Linked DNA regions of Homo sapiens: region 1 is linked to region 2. Evidence: read pairs that join two places in POLR2A ChIA-PET (ENCODE). Cell type or tissue: A673. All regions are shown on one strand.

Region 1 (8,000 bases), 450 kb before region 2:
AAAGTGCTGGGATTACAGGCGTGAGCCACTGCGCCCGGCCTCCCAAATTCTTTTGAATAACATGAGCATAATAGATTTGGTATCAGTCTCTAAGGGACTGGTCTTAGTATAGAGCTGTCTGGTTAGTAGGGGGAATAATGTCAGGTTCCCCTGGGCCCTTGGAAAATCCCTGATCATCCTCTTTTTTTTTTTTTTTTTTTTTTTTTTTTTTGAGATGGCGTCTCTCTCTGTCACCCAGGCTAGAGTGCAGTGGCTGAATCTTGTCTCACTGCAACCTCTGCCTCCCAGGTTCCAGTGATTCTCCTGCCTCAGCCTCCCGAGTAGCTGGGACTACAGGCACGTGCCACCATGCCCAGCTAATTTTTGTATTTTTAGTAGAGACGGGGTTTCACCATATTGGCCAGGCTGGTCTCAAATTCCTGACCTCGTGATCTGCCCGCCTTGGCCTCCCAAAGTGCTGGGATTACAGGCATGAGCCACTGCACCCAAACTTCCTTTCTTTTTATTTAAAAACAGCAACAACAACAAAAACTCTAATTGTAAAACAGTATTGTTTGGGACTATGCAATGTTGAAAAGACCTAATCATGGAAATTTATTTATCTTTTTTTTCAGGTTAGTAATGGCCAACCTTATATGTGCCCTTAATGTTTTAATTTTGGCCTTAAAATAACAGCTTAGGACATGTAAGTAGCTATGTTCATTAGGCTTTCTAGGTCTCGTAAGGGGAATTTGGTAGAAAATATATTTCACCCAGCAATTAGTTTTCTTCCAGGGCTGGGCACTGTGGCTCACACCTGTAATCACAGCATTTTGGGAGGCTGAGGCAGGCAGATTGCCTGAGGTCAGGAGTTCCAGAGCAGTCTGGCCAATATGGTGAAACCCCATCTCTACTAAAAATACAAAAAAATTAGCCAGGCGTGGTGGCACACACCTGTAGTCCCAGCTACTCGGGAGGCTGAGGCAGGGGAATTGCTCGAACCAGGGAGGTGGAGGTTGCAGTGAGCTGAGATCGGGCCACTGCACTCCAGCCTGGGTGACAGAGTGAGATTTCATCTCAAAAAAAAAAAAAAAAAAAAGTTTTCTTCCGGTAAAGATAAAACTCTGCTCTCACCAAAGGCAGAGGAGCCCTGACACACAAAGCAGAAAGAAAGAAACTTTAGGACAATTTTTATCAGTCTTACGGGTTAGAGAGAAAAAGAAAGCAAATGAAAGTCTGTGAATACAGATGGATCAAAAAGGACAATAAATTTTCATGGAAGGACAGAATTCAAAAGGGGTGAAATGCAAAGAAGTGCAAACATAACAAGATGATTGTTAGTAGTAAGAAAAATGAAGATCTCCAGACATTGCAAATGAGGATTCCCAGACAGTGCACAGCCTGGACGGAAGCCCTGCCAGCTTCACAAACTTCCTGTCAAGGAGGGCCACAGTGAACTAGATCTACTTGGTGTGAACTTTGAAGTCCTCACCTCTGCTTGTCACCTATCAGGCTATCAGGATGAACTGATAAATCAGCTGAAGGGAGCAAAGTCACAGTGCGTGAGAATTGTTTTGGAGATTTGTAAGTGGAAGAATGAGAGGAAAGGGAGAGACTCAGTGATGGAAAAGAAAACCTTAAGCCTTAAAGTGGTGAGGATTGTATCAATAGTTTTACTCTTTGGCAATTGTTTATTATATTTATTTAAAAAAAATTTTTTTTTGAGACGGAGTTTTGCTCTTGTTGCCCAGGCTGGAGTGCAATGGCATAATCTCGGCTTACTGCAACCTCCGCCTCCTGGTTCAAGCAATTCTCCTGCCTCAGCCTCCCGAGTAGCTGGGATTACAGGAATGTGCCGCCATGCCCAGCTAATTTTGTATTTTTAGTAGAGATGGGGTTTCTCCATGTTGGTCAGGCTGGTCTCAAAATCCCAACCTCAGGTGATCTGCCCACCTCGGCCTCGCAAAGTGCTGAGATTACAGGTGTAAGCCATCGCACCCACCTATTATCTTTTAATTTATACAGTTTCAAAATATTCCAATGTTTAGTATATACCCTAGAGGTGTTTCAGTGACAGTAGAGGAGGTGGCTTTCTAGGTAACAAGAGAATCCTGCAACCACAGAAACATGTACCAAAATCCAGGAGGTCATCGGCATCCCTGTGAGCTAAGCCGGACGATGGAGTCCAGGGTGTTCCCTTGAATCCCCATGAAACTGAGGCCCTAGGAGGTCATGGGCATTTGCCATGCACCATTCTAGGTCTCACTGGTGCTGGACGTCTCCAAGCTGAACTGAAGTGATCTCTGCTGCCAGCCGGGGAGCCTGGATGTCTCACCAACAAGCCCTTCCTTATTTCACTGATCTGCCATTTTTAATGTCCAGTCATCATGCTTGGAATGCCTGGTTATAGTCCCCATGACTACACATCCATGTGGCCACACATCCTGCACTCAACATGGATGGCCTCTTGGAACGTCTCCTGTTCTCAGAGGAGACGTTCAGAACACACTCCTCTGAGACTCAGAGGAGTCTCAGAACACACAGAGCCTGGAGGAATGGGGACTGTTGGCAAAAGTAGATCTAATGTGTCCCTCAAGGTGAACAAAAATCTTTGAAGAGATTACTTGATTAACAAACAAGTGCTGGGCGCGGTGGCTCATGTCTGTAATCCCAGCACTTTGGGAGGCCAAGGTGGGCTGATCATAAGGTCAGGAGTTCGAGACCAGCTGAGCCAGTATGGTGAGACCCCGACTCTATTGAAAATACAAAAATTAGCCGGGCGTGATGGTGCACGCCTGTAATCCCAGCTACTTGGGAGGCTGAGGCAGGAGAATCGCTTGAGCCCAGGAGGTGGAGGTTGCAGTGAGCCGAGATAGAGCCACTGCACTCCAGTCTGGGTGACAGAGTGAGACTCTTGTCTCAAAAAAAAAAAAAAAAAAAAAGTTACAATAGCCAGTAAGTACAGATCAGGTGCAGTCCTGGGAGGAACAGCAAAACAAAAAGTGAAACAGAAGCAGCAAAAGTCCCAAGGCTGAATAATCAGGGCGTTCCATCCAAATAAGGTAATTGTAAACACTGTAAAAGCAGCAGCCAAATGGAAAGCAATCACAATTAGTTGCTCAAAGAATGTGAGTGAGTTAAAAGGTCCTCCCCCAAAACCTTAATAGATCTGGGGAAAGCAGTGATAGTCAATCAGGGGTCTCTGGCTGCCATAGTACTCACCAGTAGTGAAGGGAAACTGAAACCAACGAAGCAGACAAACCTCTGAGTCATGGCACCGGAAATGTTGACGGCTGTTGTAATACCTTGGTTCTTGACTTCTTCATTTAAAAGAATTTAAACAAGAAACACGCAGCAAAGGAGATGAAGTACAAAGCAATTTATTACAAAGGAAAAATATTATTTTGAAAGTTAAGTGCAAAATAAACTGTACACCCTGAGAGGATTCAGGGTGGGCTGCTCCTAAGGATGAGACAGCATTGATCACTGCTGGAGAAACTCCCTTTATGGGAGTCTTACATGATTATTCACAGGAGGTGGGTGGGAAGAGGTGTTACTAGCAAGCATGTTCTGGGCGGTCTTCTGGGTGCACGTGTGCAGTAGCTGTACATGCTTGTTCATACATCTCATGACTCATTAGCATCTTAAATCTCCACCCAGGGCTGTGTTTTTTTTCACTATTGTGATGAGCAAAGGGTCAGTCTGAGAACAGGTGGAAATGCACGTGTTCTGTACAGGGTAAACTCCCTATTGGAGATAGCTTTGCTTGAATGAGCTGGACTACAATGTGAATGCTAGAGTTTATTGTGTTGATTGTGTGGTCATCACCAGTCGCTATGTCCCGAGGACATGTTTACTTTTTTCATTACCTATACTTCCTCAATTCCAACACCTGCCTGAGCTTACACAGGCAAATAAATGACTCATTTCAGCACCACCTTAGAGCTTATTCAGTGCAGCCTTTGACATCCCTCAGAGGAGAAGTTTTCCAAGCATGATTTTATTTTGTAAAGCCTCCGTTTTTTCAGCCTGCAGAGCTGAGACATTGATAATTTTATTCTCAAATATTTAGAGACTTTCTTATAAGATTTTCACATCTTGGTAACAAATTTCACTTACAAAATTTGCCAGAATAGGCAAAAGGAAAGAGACAGCAGGAGGGATCACTAAGATTTTTCTTTCCTGTGGAGTATTTTACTGTTCCTGCTTCTCTTTTCACTTTCCTGGGCTTGGGGGAAGGGCAGCTCCCTCGGACCATGAAAGAAAAATGGTAATACGGAAACATCTGTCTTTATCGCCTCCCCCAACCCTTCCACTCTGCTCTGGCTGTGCCCATTCTCCCTCCCACCCCCTGGCCCATAAGCCTTTTCCTTCTCCCAACCTCACCGAGAGCCCAAACTCTCACCTACAGCTGGCTCCTCAGTGGGAACTGAGTCATTACCTGCTAAAGGGTAGAAGAGGAGAGAGAGAGGCCAGAGCCTGGGGATGGGGCAGAAGGTGCGGCAGGAAGGAAGGTTAGAGTGAGAAAAATTTCCAAATAAGGGGTGATGTGTGAGTGCTCAGAGGGTGACTGAGGACATCTCCAGCATTTCCATTGAGGAGGGAGGAAGGAGGGGCCCTTGGGTTCTGGGGCAGATGCCGGCAGGGTCTGGATGAGATGCCCCCAACCTCAACCCTGGTCCTCTGAAAACACTTCACCCAGTCACACTGAGGAGCCCCTCCAGGCCCAGGGGCCCCTCCAGGTAGGCGTATCTCAGCTCCTCTCTGGAAGGACCCCCACAGCTGCCCAGCCCTGGTATGTCTCATCTCCCTGGTTCTGGTCCCCTTGAGTCTTGAGTCCGGGGTTGGCTCCTTCCCTTCCTGCAGCCGGGTCAGAGTGAGCTTGGCAGATGAGAAGCCAGGTGCTCTGCATGGCAAGGTGTGGTTGCCCTCAGGGTCCTCCTTGTCAGGGACCACAAGCCCTGGGGAAGGAGGCACTCGATGTAGGAGACAGAGAGCAGAGAGGTGGAGTGAGGGTGGGACACGCTTTGGCCTCCCCTCCTCTCCTAGTCTTCCTCCACATGCCAGTGCCTTTCCCTCCCCAACTCCACGTCGTATAAGAGCCACAGCAGGAAGGGTAGACCTGGGTCCCCAACATTCTTTGAAGAAGTCTTTCCATAAGTGTGTCCACCTCCATTCCCACTGCAGCTTTAGGGTCTGCCTCAGTGCAGAGCCCTGGGTATGTACAGAGCATAGGTGTACATGAGGGTGATTCTGGAAGGTTCTTCCTTTGCACATACCTGCGTGTCTCAGTTTCTCTCCTCTTCAAGTCTGCTCAAATGGCACCTTCATGAGGCCCACCCTGACCACCCTACTTAAAATGCCACCTCTATTACTTTGCATTGATTGTCAACTTTGCATTTTTTTTTTTTTACTTTTTTTCTTTTTTTTTGAGGTGGAGTCTTGCTCTGTCACCAGGCTGGAGGGCAGTGGTGCGATATTGGCTCACTGCAACCTTCACCTCCTGGGTTCAAGCGATTCTCCTGCCTCAGCCTCCAGGGTAGCTGGGACTACAGGTGCACGCCACCACATGCAGCTAATTTTTGTATTTTTAAGTAGAGACAGAGTTTCACCATATTGGCCAGGATGGTCTCGATCTCTTGACCTCGTGATCCACCCATCTCGGTCTCCCGAAGTGCTGGGGTTACAGGCGTGAGCCACCGCACCTGGCCTATTTTTTCTTTTTATCACCTATCACTTTGTAAACATAAAAGTCCTTTTCCAAAGATGGCCTCAACAATATCTCCCATCCCACATGCTCTTTAGCAATGTGACCTTGCCATCCTCTATCAAGAGCTGATGCTAATCCCCCTTTTTGGATCTGGGACTTGCTTTGGTGACTAGAACATGAGGAACGTGATGCTGCCTGACTTCTGAGGTTCCAGCATAAGATGCCTTGTGGTTCTGACTTGGCCACTTGAAACACCCGGACCCCAGGTGCAGAGCCAGAAGCAGCCAGGGCACGTGGAGGAGCAGGTGGAGGAGAAACCAAGTCACCTGGTTCACAGCCTCAGTGAGTTCCCAGCCAACAAGCCAGCACCAACTGCAGCCCTGTGCAGGAGCCTCTTGAATGTGTTGGACCAGCTGGGCTCCAGATGATGGTGGCCCAGCCCATGTTGTATGGAGCGGAAGAGCTGCCCAGCTGAGCCCAATCAGCCCACAGAATGAGAGATAATATAAAGGTTGTTTATAATATATATATACATATATATATATTTTGGGGGGGATGGAGTCTCACTCTGTCACCCAGGCTGGAGTGCAGTGGCACAATCTTGGCTCACTGCAACCTCCACGTTCTGGTTTCAAGCGATTCTCCTGCCTCAGCCTCCCAAGCAGCTGGGATTACAGGCACCTACCACCACGCCCAGCTAATTTTTGTATTTTTAGTAGAAACAGGGTTTCATCATGCTGGCCAGGCTGGTCTCGAACTCTTGACCTTGTGATCTGCCCACCTCAGCCTCCCAAAGTGCTGGAATTACAGGCGTGAGCCACCATGCCCGGCGTTTGTATGCGTTAAGATTATTTTTTGCTCAGCAATCAATTGCTGGAACACATCCATATAATTCACTACTGTTACTATATTTTTCTTTATTGTCTTTCAGATTGTAAGCATCAGGGAGCAGGTGTTAGTCTCTTTTGATTAAATGATCACCAGGCCTAGAAAAATGCCTGGCACAGAAGCACTTACTAAATATTTGTTAAATGGATGAATAAACTATGTGACCAGAATTCCTTAATACTGGGTCCGAGACTAGAAAGTGGGAGTTACTGGTTTGGTTTTGGCACTTGTTTAGTCAGCTTGTGCTGCCATAACAAAACACCACAGATGGATTGGTTAACAACAGACATTTCTTTCTCACAATTCTGGACCCTGGAAATCTGAGGTTAGGGAACCAGCAGATTCAGTTCCTGGTGAGGGCCCTCTTCCTGCCTGGCAGACAGCTGCCTTCTTGCCATATCCTCACGTGGTGAAGAGAGTGGGAGCTCCAGTCTCTTCTTTTTCTTAAAAGGACACTAATCCCATCATGGGGGCCCCAACCTCTCAACCTCTTCTGAATCTAATCACTTCCCAAGATGGCCACCAGTCTCAAGGAGTTTACTGTCACAGTGGGAGCAAAGATGCTACAGCAGGTTGTAAAATTAGGTGTCATCCCAGTCAGTGGGGAGAGGACAGGTAATTCAGGGAAGGGGACCTGGATAGAGCTCACCCATAGGATATGGCAGGTCCCAGAACTCTACTGAAATCAAGTCTGGATAAAAGTCAATAATATTCTTCTGACCGAATTCCTTTCAGTCTTCCTGAGGGATGGGCAGGCTCATTCCAGAATAAAGAAGATGCCTGGGGTAAAGAAGACTAGTCTCCAAGGGCACTGGCCCAGGACACCTAGGTTCTACTGGTCACCAACGCCCACCCAGATCTCTCCTGGGTGGAGCCTTGTTCCAAGCCTCTCACAGCCCTTGCCTGCATTCCCATGGTGCTCACCATGGATAACAGGGCCACAGCCAGCCTCAGAGCCAGACTGTTAAGTGAAACCACTGATCCTTGCTGAATTACTTCTTTGAGGCTGAGATAAACTTCACATTTCAGCCTCATTAATAAGATTAATTGTAAATCCAAATGGCCTGCAAATCTATAAACAGTCGCTCAGTTGATTAGCCAGAACATTGAGGACTGTTAATGATACAGGAAAAGGCCCATTTTGGAGGTGAGAAGCTGAGGAGCCTGAAACTGTTTCCATTGTTTATGAAAGTAATCTGACAATTATGAATGAAAATACCCACCACCCCCCGACCCAGCAATCCAAGGTGGGAAATATCTTTTTTTTTTTTGAGACGGAGTTTTGCTCTTGTCCCCCAGGCTGGAGTGCAGTGATGCAATCTCAGCTCACTGCAACCTCCATCTCCCAAGTTCAAGTGATTCTCCTGCCTCAGCCTCCCAAGTAACTGAGATTACAGGCGTGTGCCACCATGCCAGGGTAATT
Region 2 (8,000 bases):
GGCAGGGAGGCAGGGTGTGCTCCTGGGGCTGCCGCTGGGCACTGGAAGCCACTGTGGCTTCTGGAAGACATGCTGGTTCTTCAAGGGGCAGGTTACTGGCCACTGAGGTGGCTCTATTCCAGCCCATCTCTGTCCCTTGAGGTAATCTGAGTGGCAACCTGTTCTATAACAAAAAAAACACTTAGTTTTGGCATATTTTAAGCAAGAATTTACAAGAGGAACATTTTGATGCAGCTTCCTTAAAACAGTTCTGTCAGTATGAACCACTTTGGAAAATAGCATAGCAAATTCTTTTTTTTCTTTTTTTTTTTTTTGAGACGGAGTCTCGCCAGGCTGGAGTGCAGTGGTGCAATCTTGGCTCACTGTGCAATCTCCGACTCCCTGGTTCAAGCGATTCTCCTGGCTCAGCCTCCTGAGTAGCTGGGATTACAGGCACGCACCACCACGCTCAGCTAATTTTTGAATTTTTAGTAGAAACGGGGTTTCACCATGTTAGCCAGGCTGGTCTCGATCTTCTGACCTCATGAACTGCCCGCCTCAGCTTCCCAAAGTGCTGGGATTACAGGCATGAGCCACCGAGCCCAGCCCTTATTTTTTCTTTTTTTAGAATGGGGTCTCGCTCTGTCTCCCAGGCTGGAGTGCAGTGGTGTGAATGTGACTTACCACAGCCTCGACCCCTGGATTCAAGTGATCCTTCGACCTGAGCCTCCCAGAGTAGCTGGGACCACAGGCGCGCACCACAACACCTGGCTAATTTTTTAATTTTGTAGAGACGAGGTCTCTCCATGCTGCCCAGGCTGATCTCAAACTCCTGGGCTCAAGAAATCCTTCTGCCTTTAGGCTGGGCATGGTGGCACACACCTGTAATCCCAGCACTTTGGGAGACCAAGGTGGGCTGATCACTTGAGGTCAGGAGTTTGAGACCAGCCTGATCAACATGGTGAAACCTGTCTCTACTAAAAATACAAAAATTAGCTGGGCGTCGTGGTGCAAGTGCTGGGATCACAGGTGTGAGCCACTGGGCACAGCAGCGATTTCTTACTAAGCTAAACATGCACCTAGTTATACTACTCCTAGACATCTGCTCAAGAGAAATAAGAATACATGTCTTAAAAAAGAGTTGTCTATGAATGTTCATAGTAGCTTTATTCATCATTTCCAAAAATAAGAAAAAAACCACAATGTCCATCAATGGTGAATTAATAAGCCAACTGTCATATATTTATACAATGGAATGCTATGCAGAAGTCAAAAGGAAAGAACTACTGAATCATGCCATGACATGGATGAATCACAAAAATATTATACTGAGCAAAAGAATCTGGACACAAAAGAGTGTCTACTGTAGTTTCGTTCTTTCTTTCTTTCTTTTTTTTTTTGAGACGGAGTTTTGCTCTTGTTGCCCAGGCTGAAGTGAAATGGCGTGATCTCAGCTCACTGCAACCTCTGCCTCCTGGGGTCAAGTGATTCTCCTGCCTCAACCTCCCAAGTAGCTGGGATTATAGCCACCTGCCACCACACCTGGCTAATTTTTAGTAGAGACGGGGTTTCACCATGTTGGTCAGGCTGGTCTTGAACTCCTGACCTCAGATGATCCTCCCGCCTCGGCCTCCCAAAGTGCTGGGATTACAGGCATGAGCCACCTTGCCCAGCCTGTAGTTTCATCTATATGACATTCTAGAACAGGCAAAACTGTAAGGTTAGAAGTCTGATCAGTGGTTGCTATAGGGGATGGGGACAGGACTGACTACAAAGGGATGCAGGGAACTTTTGGGGGTGATGGAAAACTCTATATCATCATGGTGGAGGCCTTTACACAAACTATATGCATTTATCAAAACTCATCAAAAACTACTCCTAAGAAGGATGAATTTTACTGTATTTAAATTATACTTCAATCTACCTGACTTTTTAAAACAAAATGCAGTATCACCAAATACTACCAAATTTTATGTGAAAGGCTCAGGGTCAGAGATAGGATGAGTTCAACCCACAGGGATAGGTTGAGAATATCTGGTTTATACATTTCTTACTGATTTTTTTTTTTTTTGAGAAGTCTTGCTCTTGTCCCCCAGGCTGGAGTGCGATAGCGTGATCTCGGCTCACTGCAACCTCTGCCTCCCGGGTTCAAGCGATTCTCCTGCCTTAGCCTTCCAAGTAGCTGGGATTACAGGCGCCTGCCACCACGCCAGGCTAATTTTTGTATTTTTAGTAGAGACGGGGTTTCACCATGTTGGCCAGGCTGGTCTCGAACTCCTGACCTCAGGTGATTTGCCCACCTCGGCCTCCCAAAGTGCTGGGATTACAGGAATGAGACACCGTGCCTGGCCACTGATTTTTTTTTTAATGGTGACAATTTAATAATAATTTTAGGCCTTGTCAAGAGGTTACCAGTATTAAGACGGCTGCATCTCAATGGCACGTGCCTCTCCTGGCAATCAAAAAGATAGACAAATGACTATAATATCGTGTGTGTGATGCTTTGAGAGATTTGTATACAATGTAGATGAACTAATTCTGGATGGCAGGTTCAGGAGTGGTTTTTTCCCAGGAGAATAGGGAGGAAAAAGGAAAAGAAATAGAACGGTTATAGGGTCCAATGGGTAAGAGTTTGGCATGTGTGAGAAAAAGGACAAAATTAGAGATGCACAACATCAAGAAGCAATGGGGGTGTTGAAAGAGAAAGCCTGCAAGGTGCCTGGATTTGGGTTGGGAACTCAGAGAGTTTGGAGCCACTGAACTTACTGAAGCAGGCATGGACATGGTCAAGTCTGTCTTTGAACAAGAAAGCCCTGGGGGGTATAGGAGGTGAACCGGAGGAACAATAGTTAGGAAGGTTCTTTATGGCCCATGATTGTCCCATTTTCACTAAAATAAAATGTGCCTTTTTGGTAGTGAACTGTTCTGAATGCCAAAAGTACTAGGTAAGTTGGTCCCAACTGGAATATTGCAGCCCTGAGGGTGGCTCGGCTGCCCAGTCATTTGGTACCCCCTTTTTCTTTCCTGAACCAGAGAATCTCAGCTCTCAAGAAATCTATTAATTCAGGCTCCCAGGGTCAGCACCACTTGGTCTGTGTCAGAGACACAGCAGTCACACGCACAAACCCAAATGGTCATGGCTGACAGTGGAGGCCTCAGCAGGGCCAAGGAACACAGAGATTTGCAACCTCCCCTTGTGTGCAATTCCCCTTCTATGGTAGGTGGGATTCCCAACCTGGGGAAAGAAATGACCAAGTGTCTGGGAAGGGAAAGTGTCATAAAAGAGCCAGGGCCCAGGAGCTAGGATGACGGTGGCCTGAGGCCCAGACACTCTAGGGAATCCGTGAGACGTGGAGAGAAAACATGAGGGAAAGCAGAGCTACTGTCTGGCCGGCCCAGCTTCCTCTTTTATGAGCTCATGGGCAAAGCCAGGCCAGGCAGAGGGTGCTAGAGATTGAGTGAGCTTGTTTTTTCCCTAACTTGGTTCTGAGTCACACATGGCATCTATCCTTCCCAGAAAACCGCCTCAGGGCTCACCCCTTGGCAGCCCACCAAACCCCAGTACTGACACGCGATCCCCACTGGGTAGGGCCAGGGAGCTGCAGACAGGCCAGCCCCAGCACCCGCCTCCGCCCCTGGAGAGGCCTCTTGGGGAATGAACTGTCCCTCCCAACCTTGGAAGAAAAGAGCCTATGGCAACTGCTTTGGAGGGTAGGCTGGAGGCACGTCCAACTTTTGAGCACACATGGGAGACGCTGCTGAATCATGGGGTTTCAGAGGAGGAGAAACATTAGAGAGCCTTTAATTTATGCCTTTCACTTTGTAGATCAACTCATCCAGTAAATACGGGGTGTCTGAAAAGTCTGGACAAAAGGGGAAATATTTTATTTGTTGTGCATTTTTCCCCTATGATTATGTTTTGACTTCAATCTCCATCAAATTCTCCAATGGCTGACATTGGAGCTGTCTACAGAGAGATGCAGGCTGCTTCCCACGGGAACAGCACTGTAACAGTAATGACATCAACGATCCTGTATTTCTAGCCTTTTCAGCAGCCTGTATTGATTGACAGGCACAGTTCTAGGCACTGAAAATAGAGCAGTACACAAGATAGATAAAGTCCTACTCTGGTGGAGTTATAATCTGGTGGGAAAGAAACCAAGACCAAAGGAGGAGCCACAACACTGGGGTCCTAAGAAGCCGGCTTTGGCAGAAGGACAGGAATGCTGGGCCCTTTCCCAGCTCCCGGCTCAGCTCATAGCAGCCTCCAGGGTAGCTGGGTTGAGTTGGGCTGGGTCAGGCTGAGCTGCATCCCAGGGTAGGGTCATCGTGCCACTTTTGTGACCTTGCCTTGGTGCTCCCGGAACTCTTGCCATGGTTTTGCGTCAGGGGAACTGCCAGGGCCTGATTTTGGGCCTCCTAGAGCCTAGATGAATATCTTTAGGGGTCATTTGTTAACTTGCTGCCTAGAACTCACCACCCCACTCTACCCCCATGCCTCTGGAGAATTGTTCCAGCTAAAATGTAGGTGGGAGGGGATGTTTAAAATCACCTGTTCCTTGTCAGTATAGTGGTGAGTAAAAACAAATTTTTTTTTTTGCTGGGTGTGGTGGCTCACGCCCGTAATCCCAGCACTTTGGGAGGCCGAGGGGGCGGATCACGTGAGGTCAGGAGTTTTCCAGACCAGCCTGGCCAACATGGTGAAACCTTATCTCTACCAAAAATACAAAAATTAGCCGGGCATGGTGGCATGCGCTACTCGGGAGGCTGAAGCAGGAGAATCGCCTGAACCCGGGAGGCAGAGGTTGCAGTGAGCCGAGATTGTGCCACTGCACTCCAGCCTGGACGACAGAGTAAGACTTTCTTTTTTTTTAAGACGGAGTTTCACTCTCGTCGCCCAGGCTGGAGTGCAGTGGTGCAATCTCAGCTCACTGCAACCTCTGCCTCCCTGGTTCAGGCAATTCTCCTGCTTCAGCCTCCCGAGTAGCTGGGATTACAGGCACACGCCACCACGCCCAGCTAATTTTTGTATTTTTGGTAGAGACGGGGTTTTGCCATGTTGGCCAGGCTGGTCTCGAACTCCTGACCTCGTGATCCACCCACCTCAACCTCCCAAAGTGCTGGGATTATGGGCGTGAGCCACCACGCCCAGCCAAACTAAATTTTTTAAATAAATAAAGGCCAGACTTTGTGGCTCACGCCTGTAATCCCAACACTTTGGGAGGTTGAGGCGGGAGGATCGCTTGAGCCCAGAATTTTGAGACCTGCCTGGGCAACATGGCAAGACCCTGTCTCTACCAAAATAAATAAAAATTAGCTGGGCATGGTGGCACGTTCCTGGAGTCCCAGCTACTCAAGAGGCTGAGGTGGGAGGATCACTTGAGCCCAGGAGGTTGAGGTTGCAGTGAGCCATGTTTATGCCACTGCACTCCAGCCTGGGTGAGAGAGTGAGATCTTGTCTCAAAAAATAAATAAATACATACATAAAAAAATAAAATCACTCACATTAGTTGAACAGGAACTAGGAATGCAGAAGTCTTTGCTTCTCTGGAAAATAAAGAGCCACAAAACCTGCCTGATATGGAGAGGGAGGGAGGGCAGAGTAAAAAGAGAAAGAACTTGTATCTCCTGGTGATGTTAGCAGTTAGAGGTTATTTTCTCATTCCAGTTCCCTACTCCTGGGTTGGCTCACTGCTGCCCATCCCTGTTCCAAAGCAGTCCCTCTTCTCATAATTATAATAATGCCCCTGCTCCATGCAAGAAGCACCTACTATGTGCCCAGAAGGAGTAAATTTATATTCTTAACCTTTGCAGTTACCTAGAGGTCAATTTGCCCATTTATCAATTGAGGAAACAGATTTTCAGCAACATTAAGTAACTGGCCCAATATTGCCTAGTTAATAAGTAGCAGAGCTGGCACTTAAACCCAATTTCGTCTAACACCACTAGATTACAATATGTTCTTTTTGCTATTCCGTGTTTCCTTTCTATCTCAAACCCATCTCAAGTCACCAAGTAGTTATTGAGGATCTACTGAATACCAGGTGCAGCTAAAAAGCTTTCACTTTGTCATTCCCTACCCCCAGGACCCTGGTGCAGTCCCTTCACCCTGCTTTCCTTTCTCAGATGCTCCCATTTCCAAATCTCTGCCTCCCTTTCCCCTGCCCATTCTGCCTCCGCCAGTGCCCATTCTTGCCGTCCCCCGTTCTGGGCCTGTGGTCAGCAGTGCAGCAGTACCCAGGTGAGGCAGCAGGCCTGACTCACTCCTATGTCAGGGATTGTAAAGGGCGCGGGCCAGGGCTTTGCTGTCGCTGTCGTCACTGCACAATTGTTCCTGATTCAGCGGCGGATCACCTGAGCCACACCTGAGTGCCCCCAACCTCCTCTTTGAAGAGCAAACATGGGGGCCTCTAAAGGAACATGGCTAGATAAACAGACCTCTCTGCAGATGAGGTTTAGCTCCTCGGAGGAGACAGATTTAAGAATATTTATTAAGTTCCTACTAGGTGACAGCCAAGTACTGGAGATACTACAGAGATCTAATGAGAAAAAGGTCAGATGTGGCCCTGTACACTCGTGGAGATTATATTCCAGTAGGCGGGACAAACAACAGCAAAAAGCAAATACATAAAATGATTCCCCAACGTGATATGTGTCATGAAGAAAAACAAGGGGCTGAGAAGGAGGCTAGCAGTGGTGATGGATCAAGGCAAAGGTCAAACGAGGGAAATGAAGGAACATGGTGATCTGGGGGAAGATGGGAAGGAAATGAGGAGGAGAGCTGGAAATGGAGGAGGCTAAGGGCCTGTTTCTCCAGTATCAGGGCAGTGGGAGCCAGTCCAGTTGCTCGTCTCAGCCCCTGGCACTTTCTGGCCTTAACTCATTCCCCAGCCTGCACTCCCCCACCCCCTTATTGGCTTAATGATTCACCCCCAACATTTCCCTAGCTTCCTGTGTGGCAGGAAGGAGCAGGAGCAGAGCCCTAGGGCTCTGAGGGTAGCAGGAATGGGGATGGGATTGGTTGGGAATGGTGAGCAGTCCGGGTTCTCAGGTCTTCTCTTTGTCCCATTCTGGTCTTGCCACAAAGAAAGGTCTCTCTGTGCCGGGAGGACAGCGAGGATAACTAGACCCAGCTGGAGGCCCAGATTCCAGATGTGGGAGGTAGTGGCAAAACAAGATCCTGGCATCCCCTTCATTTCCCCTCCTCTGCCTAATGCCCTAGAGAAATTTTCCATCATAAACAAGTAATGCATTCCTAACCTTTGGTGCTTCTCTCTCTCTCCCACCCACTAGTTTTCTTCCATCATCACTATCTCCCCCTACTCCCAATTTATGTTTATGTGAGTGTGAGGGTCTGTCCACATGTGTAAGTAGTCATGGGTTTATGTTGGTCATTGTGTAGCGTGCGAGTTGCCTTGGAATAAGGATGTTGGGGGTGGTGGGCTCCCTGTGCTTGGGTGTAAATGTAAGAATGATGGCAGGTGTGAAGACAGGCGTGGGAAAGCAATGCGCCTTTGTTTACAGAGGAGGTGTGTTTTATGCCAGCCAGGAAGAAGTGTGTAATGTGGAAGGGATCTTGTGTATTTAGATAAGAGTAGTGAGTATAAAATAAAGTGACTTGTAGGCCCAGGAATTGTACACAGAGCAGTAGTGTATTTCTAGCCGGTTGTGGCCTGTCCTCTTATTTGTGTTCCTACATGTTCTTGATTGAAAAATCCTTTTAAGTGTTTCCTAAGTGGGAGGGGAGAAAAGTGTTTCCTGTTTGGTGTCTGTGTAAGAATTGTCCCAGCTTTTCTAAAGATGTTGTACATTTGTATGAGTGGTTTGGAGGAGTGTAGCCACATCTCAGAAGCTTGGTGTGACCCAGCCAAGGTGGGAATACTACATGCACACTTACAGTTGTACATTTCACCTGGCATTTAACAAGATTATTGAGCAACTGCTGCCTACAAGGTACCATGCTGGGTTCTCTGGAGGACACAAAGATGTGTATGACACAGCCTCCAGTGGAAGAGATCATA

The links. Peaks named below come from ENCODE experiments on the same cell type or tissue, not always from the same donor. Only the 100,000 strongest peaks of a DNase experiment are listed, where the experiment ranks them.
Region 1: POLR2A ChIA-PET joins it to region 2 with 15 read pairs; 6 of 35 experiments call an interaction of 5 or more read pairs at or near these places.

What each region holds. Positions count from the first base shown.
Region 1 is chr6:31,199,312-31,207,311 of GRCh38, reverse strand. It overlaps HCG27 (HLA complex group 27), which reads right to left. Exons shown (of 2, transcript NR_026791.1): 2 at 3,344-4,940. Among named protein-coding and RNA genes, the nearest start is that of HCG27, 5.6 kb to the right of the region's middle. RefSeq lists enhancers at 1,238-1,956, 1,957-2,676, 2,677-3,396, 3,397-4,117, 4,276-4,814 and 3 more. In A673, no CTCF peak of the experiment used is centred here; DNase peaks (open chromatin) are centred at 3,231 and 3,521; H3K4me3 peaks cover 1,243 bases; H3K27ac peaks cover 2,377 bases.
Region 2 is chr6:30,748,037-30,756,036 of GRCh38, reverse strand. It overlaps the pseudogene RN7SL353P. Among named protein-coding and RNA genes, the nearest start is that of IER3, 7.5 kb to the right of the region's middle. In A673, no CTCF peak of the experiment used is centred here; a DNase peak (open chromatin) is centred at 3,546; H3K27ac peaks cover 371 bases.